2 separate regions of the Homo sapiens genome follow, and region 1 is linked to region 2. Evidence: chromatin contacts called from ENCODE Hi-C data. All regions are on one chromosome and are shown on one strand. Each heading gives the region's core, a stretch centred on a gene start or an enhancer-like site at or near the end of the contact. The rest is flanking DNA. Distances are from core to core; before and after follow the strand shown. Region 1 overlaps SHLD1 (shieldin complex subunit 1). Region 2 overlaps FERMT1 (FERM domain containing kindlin 1).

Region 1 (5,121 bases), core at 2,578-5,077, 290 kb before region 2:
AGCTCCAGAATCGGATTTTGAGCTCTTTGCATGCTGCTGTTAGAAGGCAGCAGTGAATTTTAATTGTATGGCCTGAGGCGTGAAGGATAAACCATAAGTGTATATGACTGAGGCTCACAGAGTTAGAGAAGGTTACAGTCTCCGAGCTGGTGGTTCCTCACAGCTCTTTAGGAACTACAAGTTTGAGATTGAGTGGGGTCATGAGCTTGTGGGGCCCTGGATGCTCTACCTTATGCATCCAGGCAGGCATTCATCCAAAGAAAGGGTGCCAGAACCAGGAGGAGTTCGAAAACCACTAAGCGGCCGGGTGCGGTGGCTCACGCCTGTAATCCCAGCACTTTGGGAGGCCGAGGCTGGTGGATCACTTGAAGCCAGGAGTTTGAGACCAGCCTGGTCAACATGGCAAAACGCCGTCTCTACTAAAAATACAAAAATTAGCCAGGTTGGTGGTGTGAGCCTGTAATTCCAGCTACTCAGGAGGCTGAGGCAGGAGAATTGCTTGAACCCGGGAGGCGGAGGTTGCAGTGAGCCGAGATGGCGCCACGGGCACTCCAGCCTGGGCGACAAAGTGAGACTGTCTTAAAAAAAAAAAAAAGAAAAAAGAAAACCACAGAGCCCAGCTAATCCTCTCATTTTCCACATGGGGAAGTTGAATCCCAGGATAATGAAGAAAATCACCCAAGGCCATGTAGTAACCTGGCAACTCCTATTTTCTGGGTGACCCTCTGTGCAGACTAACTGTAACTTCTCTATCCCTTCTTTAAAACTAAAAAAGTATAGTTCTCTATAACTTTCGATATGTACTGCTAAATTATGTGTCACATTAAATAGTCACTGGAGAGGATAATAATAGAATTATTTTATTTATTTATTTATTTTTAATTTTTTTTATTTTATTTTTGAGTTGGAGTCTCCTCTGCTGTCCAGGCTGGAGTGCAGTGGCGCGATCTCGGCTCACTGCAAGCTCCGCCTCCCGGGTTCACGCCATTCTCCTGCCTCAGCCTCCCGAGTAGCTGGGACTACAGGCGCCCGCCACCACGCCCGGCTAATTTTTTATATTTTTAGTAGAGACGGGGTTTCACCGTGTTAGCCAGGTTGGTCTCGATCGCCTGACCTTGTGATCCGCCCGCCTCAGCCTCCCAAAGTGCTGGGATTACAGGCGTGAGCCACCGCGCCCGGCCCAGAATTATTTTTAAAAGCTCAAGAATGTTATTTGCCACCTGTGACATCTCTCGTTGTTCCTCACTCTTAAGTTTCAAGGGCACGTGCTATGGGGGAAGAGGCTTATTTACTTCTGTGTACTTTGCCTGCAGTCACAGTTTTAAAAAGAAATCCCAACTGAGTTGAAAAACTGGCCATGTTACTGTCTCAAGCCACACCTCCGGGGCACTTATCTGCCGAGTCCAGGTGCACAGCAGTGTGACCTCATGTTCTGGCCTGATAGCTCCTCTCAAGGGCTTCTTCAAGTAAGCATTCATCTGACTTTTTACTCAGCTATGTCTTCTTAAAATACAAGGAAACAACTTGATTACAATAGTCAATCCCAAAGACCGTAGGCCATAAGACCCCCATTTCAAACAGACACCGTCACTAGTTTCATTCATTGTTATGTATTTATGAGATAAAGGCTATACACAAGGGAAGACCAAAAGATGGCTGGTTTTTCCATTTGTTGTGCACTTACATTTCAGGCACTGTGCTATGCATTTCACACACGTTGTTCTTTTGATTCTCACAGCCACACCCAAGAAGTAAATCCTATTATGATCTCCTTGTTACTCATGAGGAAACAGTTTTAGAGAGGCTCGTTTCATATTAATGTTACCCACAGACTGGTGGAAATCTGAGACTCAAACCTGGGTCAGGTTGACTGCAAAGGCAGACCTTTAAAGAAATGCAGACATCTAGGTATGATTACATACTATGCATTAAGAATTAAGCTTTAGGCCAGGCACGATGTCTCACGCCTGTAATCCCAGCACTTTGGGAGGCCAAAGTGGGCGGATCACCTGAGGTCAGGAGTTCGAGACCAGCCTGGCCAACACAGTGAAACCCCGTCTCTACTAAAAATACAAAAATTAGCTGGGCATGGTGGTACACGCCTGTAGTCTCAGCTACTCGGGAGGCTGAGACAGGAGAATTGCTTGAACCCGGGAGACAGAGGTTGCAGTGAGCCGAGACTGTGCCACTGCACTCCAGCCTGGGTAACAGAGTAAGACTCCGTCTCCAAAAAAAAAAAAAAAAAGCTTTAAATATGCAGTTACTTCTTTAAGTCTGAGCTAGCATCTTTCTACTAAGTCAGTATCTTCAAGCCGATATTGGTACCCTGTCAGGGTGACTGTGACTCCTGGTCCACTGGACCAGCATTGTGTCCACTCTTCACTGTGCTCTCCTTTCCATTTCTCCCATCTTCCTGTTGTGGAAGAAGCTTGAACTACTTGTGCACTAATTGGAGAGAAGGTGTTGGGGCTCAGAAAGCAGTACCCCAAAATGAAGGTCTCTGCAGCAGCCTCAGAAGCAAAAGTTTTCCTTTGACCTTTGTCTGCCCTCTTGTCTGAGTCTCATTCTCCACCCAAGGCCAGCCATAGAAGCTAGAATCCCTCTTCCCCAAGGTGGGTCATAGAAACCAGAACCCCCTTTCTCCAAACCAGCCATAGAACCTAAAAATATTACTCTAATTTTCCCTCTGCCTTTCTGGGTAAAACTTGGCCATAAAGAAATTATCTGGCTGGGTGCAGTGGCTCACCCTTGTGATCCCAGCACTTTGGGAAGCCGAGACGGGAGGTTCGCTTGAAGCCAGGAGTTCGAGACCAGCCTGGCCAACATAGCAAGACCTCGCCTCTACAAATAAAATAAATTAACTGGGCATGGTAGCATGCACCTACAGTCCCAGGTACTTAGGAGGCTGAGGTGGGAGGATTGCTTGAGCGCAGGAGGTTGGGGCTACAGTAAGCTACAGTCGTGCCACTGCACTTTAACCTGAGTGACAGAATGAGACCTCATCTCTTTTAAATTAAAAAAAAAAAGAAAAGAAAAATTATCTGACCTACTTTGTTTGACTGTAGGTGATAAGACCCCCATTTCAGAGAAGGTCCTGTCCCATGCCCTGAAGGAAGGAGCGCTGCTCAGAGAGGCCAAGAAGAATCTAGACAGACAGGCCTTGCTGGGCTCCCCACTGAATCTATTAACATTAGATCTTACCTTTTTTGTTCAATCATATTTCTACACTTTGATTCCCCTTTCCCAGTGCCTCCCATCTGCCCCAGTGAATATGGGCAGGGAAGGGGAATCTCTGCCCCAGGAAGACAAAAAGGCTTCTCAAGCCAGATCATTTGATCATTTGTTGAATTGGCAGGATCCTCTCATGTGTGCCTCCTGACCACACTGCTATTTCTGCTGTTGTAGAAATATGAAGGTCTTATTTCTACAACAAAGTCCATAGTTTATTGAACCTAAGCATAAAAATGGACAATTTCCCCTGTATCTTTGGGTTTGCATTCTGAAGGCTTCAGTGCATACACATTAAATAAATTTGTATGCCTTTCTCCCATCAATCAATCTGCCTCATGTCAGTGATTTTCAACAAACCTCCAGGGGGCCAAGGGCCTTGGTCCCCACAAAGGCATTGCCTTCTCAGTTAAATTTCTCACACCAGGTAGGATCCAACTTCTTATGTGAAAACCCAGGGAAGAAAACAAGTCAGGAATTTTAACTCCCTTTGCTGGAATCAATGAAGCCCTTGATCACTTTTTCTACCCAGAAGAAATTTTCTCATCTGGTGCCAGAACTCTTCTTATTCTTGGCTCTTTGCCCTTGAAGTTGCTGTTTGTCTGCTGAGTGGCTGCCCTTGGCCAACCTTTTAGCTCCCTGGAGTTTTTGATAGTTGGCTTTTGGTAACATGCTTGAAGTTACAAAAACCCAGCTTATTAGAACATAACTTTTAAGGATAAAGGCTTTTATGTTAATTCCTGGGTCCCCCATGTTTGACTGACCAGGTTCATGTTTTGCCCACTGCCTGGCCTAATCACACAATGCCTGCAGCTTCTGCCTGCTACGCCTAGACCCTGGTGTGAGTAGGGAATAAGGGTCAGTCAGTTCCTGGCACATGGTAGGTGCTCAGTAAAGGCTGGTGAATGAATAAATGAAAAACACATATAAGTGAAACTTGATAAGGTTTAAAAATGGAGATCAAGTATTTATCACGGTGCCCTGCTCATCCATTTGTAAAATTATCATAAAATTTAAAGCTCTGTGTGATCTGTGTAGGATAATATAACATTTCTAAGTTAAAAGCATATATTATTACATAAGCCCTGCAGATTTGTTTAACTCTTGACTAGAAAGTCAACTAGTCTCTCTCAAAAGCCCCTGGCTTTTTTTCCTTGAAAAGAAAACAAGTAGAGAAATGAACAGCTGTAAGGAGATATAGTGCTACTGAGAATAGAATGTTATTCCTACATTTCCCCATCATGAAGAAAGCATGTTCCTAGTGGAGTTGTTTCTTTTTTAGCAAATATTTCTGTAATAACCATGTATGCAATTATGGCTTTAAGGATACCCCTAAATTGCTTTCAAAGCTATTTTCTTAAGAAAACTGTATTCCATATTTTAAGTATGTGAGGTTTTTTTCCTTCTTAAAAATAATACAATTGAGGGGCAAATTTAAATAAATTGTAAAAAACAAAAAAACAGAGGTGTACCCCCATTTCTTCCTAGTATATTCAGTAGTTGTTGTTTTGTCCAGAATTTTCTTTTACAAATTGGAAAATATTAGGGATTGTAAAATGCAGTATAAATAAGATGAGGAAGTGACCCTCAGACTAACACCATTTTAGAAGTTGAGTTTGAGGAAAAATGGTTAAAATAATATTGCATGTTTTCAGCCAATAATACCCAGAGAGCTGCTGCTCTGAGCCTAGGCCTGGAGGTGGTGCCTGGCGAGTTCTTGCTATCAGACAGTGTTTGAGTCTACTGCCCTCTGGTGGCTACTTGTTACACTTTCCTGAGCCTTACTGAGAAAAAGAATTTAAACGTACCAGATGTGTGTTAAACCTTTCTCATTTGTTCTTTGCAGAGTTCTGTGCCTACTCGAGGTAGAATTAAAAGTTCTCAGAGATTATT
Region 2 (4,790 bases), core at 245-2,744:
GCTCTTTCACCCAAGCTGGAGTGCAATGGTGTGATCTCGGCTCATCGCAATCTCTGCCTCCCAGGTTCAAGTGATTCTCCTGCCTCAGCCTCCCGAGTAGCTGGGATTACAGGCAGGTGCCACCACACCTGGCTAATTTTGTATTTTTAGTAGAGACGGGGTTTCTCCATTTTGGTTAGGCTGGTCTCGAACTCCCGACCTCAGGTGATCCTCCTGCCTCGGCCTCCCAAAATGCTGGGATTACAGGCGTGAGCCACCGTGCCCGGCCTCCCCTCTTTCTGATAGCACTCAATATTTCCACACAACTCCAGTGAGGTTCAAGGAATTGGAAAAACTTTGAAGCAAGTGAGGGCCAAGGGCTTCACTTTTTCAGTTTTTCAGATTTTCCAGCTATGATTTCCTGGACTCAAGAGTCCTTGGCTGTAGGGTGCATGAGAAGGAAAGATGGGTGAAATAACAAAGAGGAATGTTCCCTTTCTGTCTCCTACCACTGAGAGATTCTGGGGTGACAGGAGTGGAAGGGGGAGAGGCAGGAAAGTCACGCTATGTGAGAAAATAATTAAAATGAATATAGAGATACTAAATGTAGAAGCCAATTTTTTTTTTTTTTTTTGAGACAGGGTCACTGAGGCTGGAGTGTGATGGCATGATCATAGCTCACTGCCACCTTGAACTCCTGGAGCTCAAGGGATCCTCTCATCTCAGCCTCCCAAGTAGCTAGGACTACAGGCATGTGCCACCATGCCCAGCTAATTTTTTAAAATCTTTGTAGAGATGGGGTCTTGCTGTGTTGCCCAAGCTGGTCTTGAACTCCTGGGCTCGGGTAAGCCTCCTGCCTTGGCCTCCCAAAGTGCTGGGATTACAAGGTGAGCCACTATGCCCAGCCCCCAAAAATAAATCTTGTGAGTTAAAAATAAAATTTTAAAGTGATTTTAGAAGACAGATATTATAAAATATCTTGACTTCTTGTATTAAATGAGTTTTCAAATTAAAGCTTCCTCATTTCCTTACTTTTCTGACCGTGGGACTAAAAATGAAACTTTCCCAAAATTAAGCACGGTGGCTCACGCCTGTAATCCCAGCACTTTGGGAGGCCGAGGCAGGCGGATCACCTGAGGTCAGGAGTTCAAGACTAGCCTGACTAACATGCAGAAACCCCGTCTCTACTAAAAAAAATACAAAATTAGCCAGGCGTGGTGGTGCATGCCTGTAGTCCCAGCTACTCGGGAGGCTGAGGCAGGAGAATCGCTTGAACCTGGGAGGCGGAGGTTGTGGTTAGCTGAGATCACGCCATTGCTCTCCAGCCTGGGCAACAAGAGTGAAACTCCATCTCAAAAAACAAAAACAAAAATTAAAACAAAGAAAAAAACAACAACACTCTAAGCACCTCATTTCTCTGGCTCCCAGACCTTTTTGGTCCAGCCTCTCCTCCCACAGCTAACTGCTCTTAATGCCCCTGGTTCTCTCTTACTGGTATGAGCCTGAGCTCAGGAACGCCTGCTCTGGAGCTAGGGTAAGGGGCATTTCAAGGCTGGGCAAGGCTGGGAAGGAAGGGTGGGGTTTGCTGGGTTAAGCTTAGTGGCTTCTGGAGTCAAGACAAACACTGCTCATTGGCAGTGTGACCCTGGGCAAGTTCACCTTCTGAACCTTTCTCCTTTGTAGAGGAAGCCATTTCTACCCTCTGTGGGCTGACAGGAGAATTGCACAAAGGGATATCTATAAACTGCATGTCACTAAAGCAAAGTGCCCTCAACACTCAGCCATCAGAATCAGAGGCTTCTGCTGTTCTATTGCCGCTGGGGATCTTTGCTTGCTGGTGTGTGTGTGTGTGTGTGTGTTTTAATATAGAACTGGAAAGAGACAAAAGAGCTCATGATAAGGCAGGATATGCCAGGAAATCTGTGACCAAGTCAGTGAGAAAGGAGTTGAAACCAGCGGGTAAGTGAGGTTTCTAAGGGGCTCTCTGAGGACCCCTGGAATCTGCCACTCCCCACACCACGGGAGGGAACGACCCGGAATCTTGGCGCTGTGAGGAGAGACACATGTTAGACCTCAGAGTTGCAGTCCCTTTTCATAAGAGAGGAAAAAGTCACCTTTTTGGAGACAGTAGGTTGGAGAGGACACAACAGGACCGTACTCAAATCCATATAAATCTTTTACTTAAAAGTCATATAAAAGAATAAAAAATGCAGATTTCTGAATCAACTGTAGATAAGGAAGCAAATGATGTTGAAAGGTGCCCATTAATTTAAAATTTCATCATAGGAATTTGGGTGACCTTTTGCACTCAGTATTAAAAAAAACCATCAAGTTGCTCTTTGGAACAGTAGCATTTAGGTTTGTTTTTTTTTTTTTTTGTCACACTTGTTTATTTCTTTGGGATGTTGCTGTGTGTCATGGAAGAAACGCTCCCCTGAAAACTGTAACCAAACAAAGTTTGGTTAAAACAAAGTTGGTTCCTTTGTTTTCATGGAAATGTCAGACAACTATGAAAAGCTAAGGAAGCATGTTGAACTGAAGGTCTGGCTTTGGTAAATTAGGCAGAGATGTTCTCAGCAGCAAACAGGTAAAATCTGACATCGAGAAGCATTATTTTAATGTAGGACCAGTTATAATCTTAAAGAACTGACTAGGTTCTAAAATAATAGAACTGAGAAATAGGACTGAGAAATGACCAACATCAAGTATATACGGTACACTTAGCACTTGTTTCTATAGAAAACATTTCAAATCAAGTTCTTTATGATGTGAACCAGATTTTCCAAATGCCTAAACCACTTCTGAGCTTTAAGCAAGGCCTCAGAAATTCAGCGGGTGCCTGGGAGGCTTCATTCACATTCACCTCTAAGGAGAGGCTAAAAGAGGAATTTCCAGATGGCAGCTACTGGCTCAGAACCAGGGGGTCCCTTGCCAAGTCTGTCTCTATGTGGCTCCCGGAATTGCTGAGGTCTCACTTCTCAGAGGGCTTTGATGGAAAATAAAGCAACAGCTGACGCTCACGGGCCTCGGAACTCTGGCCAGGCTCCCTGAGGGGTGCATCCTAGGAGAACTGAAAAATGGGATTGGAGCTTTTGCCTTATCCTTACACCCCAAGTTCTTTGTGTGGCAGAACATCTATGAAAAAATAATAAAATATTGTCTGATATTTCCCTTTACTTCTGGTATTGCTTTTGACCTTCTCAAAACCCACCCCTCCCACCTCTAACAAACCAAAATGGAAAATGACAATTCAGGCAGCTGTTAATTGGCTCACTCTCTCAAGGCAAGCACTGTCTCAAGGCAGTCTCAAGGCAGAGATGACACAGCAAAAAACAGAGGGGGAGAAAAAAGTCTATTATTGGCTTGTGATTTACAAAAGCCAAAGTCCTTTAGATAAAAGGCCAGGAGTCGTACCAACATAGATACCAAATCCAGGAGAACACAGACCAGCGATAAGAGGGACGCTTCCCCATGACCCAGACCAGCCTAAAGCCCCTGTGGGGGCAGCCAGTGGGGAGCTGTCAGACCTTGGACATGGTGGTCTTTGAGAATGGGTCTGCCCTTCTCTCCCTGACCAGTTGGGATAGACACCTGACTGGAATCCTTGACACTGGCAGGTGTTTCTATGAACAGAGAGGACTGTGCCTGTCTTCCTGAATCCCAACCCAGAGTAGAAGCAGTGGAGACATGGATCTGGGTTGAGAAATGGGTTTTCCTGTCCCCCTGTGTCACCCACATCTTCACAAAGGACTTACAGGTGGCTGAGAGATCTGTAGGAATGGAATGGGGCTTGCAGGTGGCCCCAGAAATCTGAGGAGACCAATGACTAAGACCAGATGTGGGTCAGTGGTCATCTTGGCAGGTATCACTGTGGACAGATGACACTGAGGGCCACTCCTCTGACCTTGGGTTGTCAACTGCTACCTGGTAGCCCCACCCCTCCCCTTTCTACCCCTAGACCTTGGCCTCCAGGGAAAAAGTGTGTGTAGGAACTCCCTCTGCCATTTTGAAAAGACAGGAGCTAAAAGCAGTTCCATGAAGGACAGGCGTTTCGTTTCATACCTGAGTTTGTGAAATAAGAGTTGTTCTTGCTACACGTGATTTTTACCTTTCTGTCTTCTCCATTGACTTAGTAATGAGACAGATCAGCACGAGGATAACTTGTAGCCATACACCTGGCAGGTTCTGCAAGTCAGAGAACTGTAACCACATGCTGGGCCTTAGAGCAATCTTAGGGCACCTGCTTTTCTCCTGCCTACCCATTTTATAGAAAAAACAAGAGAGGCTCCTTCCGTGGCTGGTAGCACAGGGCAAAGTAAGGAAAGGGATGTGCCAGCAGTGGGTTTGAATGAGGATCTGGGTGACCAGCGGTGAATGTATGTTGTCTGTTAGTCCAGAATCTACATGCTGGGCACGTTAGGGATCCCTCTGGGGAGGGGCGCCTTTGGCTTGCCTTGTTGGTGTGAGCCGAGCACGCGTGCTTGTTTCAATCCTGACCGCCGGTCAATTTGTGGAACAAGTCCTCATCGAGTGTTTCATTCTGGTCCTTGGAGCGGGTGGACAAGAAAATGTAGCCGCCAATGTACTCGTGCACAATCTTGCAATCTGCACTCAGGCAGGTGAAAGCAGTAAAGACGTTTTGGTCAAACTCGATGACCACCTGGAAGAGGAAGGCACAGAGAAGCTTAAACTCTGACAAGGAATGATGAAAAAAAAAGTGCTTTGCTGGACTGGCCCCTGGAGCTGAGGGCTGCTGAGGTGGATAACAGATGGATATCCCTCTAAAACACACAGAAAACCATCACTTCCAT

What was found. Hi-C counts contacts between places; a loop is a spot of excess contacts on that map. Pooled maps may share reads with other maps.
Region 1: a map of IMR-90 shows a loop between it and region 2 (15-fold over the local background). The contact joins two enhancer-like sites. A Hi-C loop is called at or near these places in 37 of 168 maps with a recorded cell type or tissue (A673, CD14-positive monocyte, CD4-positive, alpha-beta T cell and 23 more), 10 of 37 single-sample maps with no recorded cell type and 41 of 50 pooled maps.

What each region holds. Positions count from the first base shown.
Region 1 is chr20:5,783,569-5,788,689 of GRCh38, forward strand. All of the region lies in intron 2 of SHLD1 (shieldin complex subunit 1), which reads left to right. Among named protein-coding and RNA genes, the nearest start is that of SHLD1, 36 kb to the left of the region's middle. Within about 2 kb of position 3,828, at least 5 of the 41 ENCODE cell types and tissues checked have a DNase peak (open chromatin) inside an H3K27ac peak, as active enhancers do.
Region 2 is chr20:6,072,708-6,077,497 of GRCh38, forward strand. It overlaps FERMT1 (FERM domain containing kindlin 1), which reads right to left. Exons shown (of 15, transcript NM_017671.5): 15 at 2,138-4,639. The coding sequence ends at 4,466. Among named protein-coding and RNA genes, the nearest start is that of LRRN4, 21 kb to the left of the region's middle. RefSeq lists a silencer at 1,578-1,727. Within about 2 kb of position 1,495, at least 6 of the 41 ENCODE cell types and tissues checked have a DNase peak (open chromatin) inside an H3K27ac peak, as active enhancers do.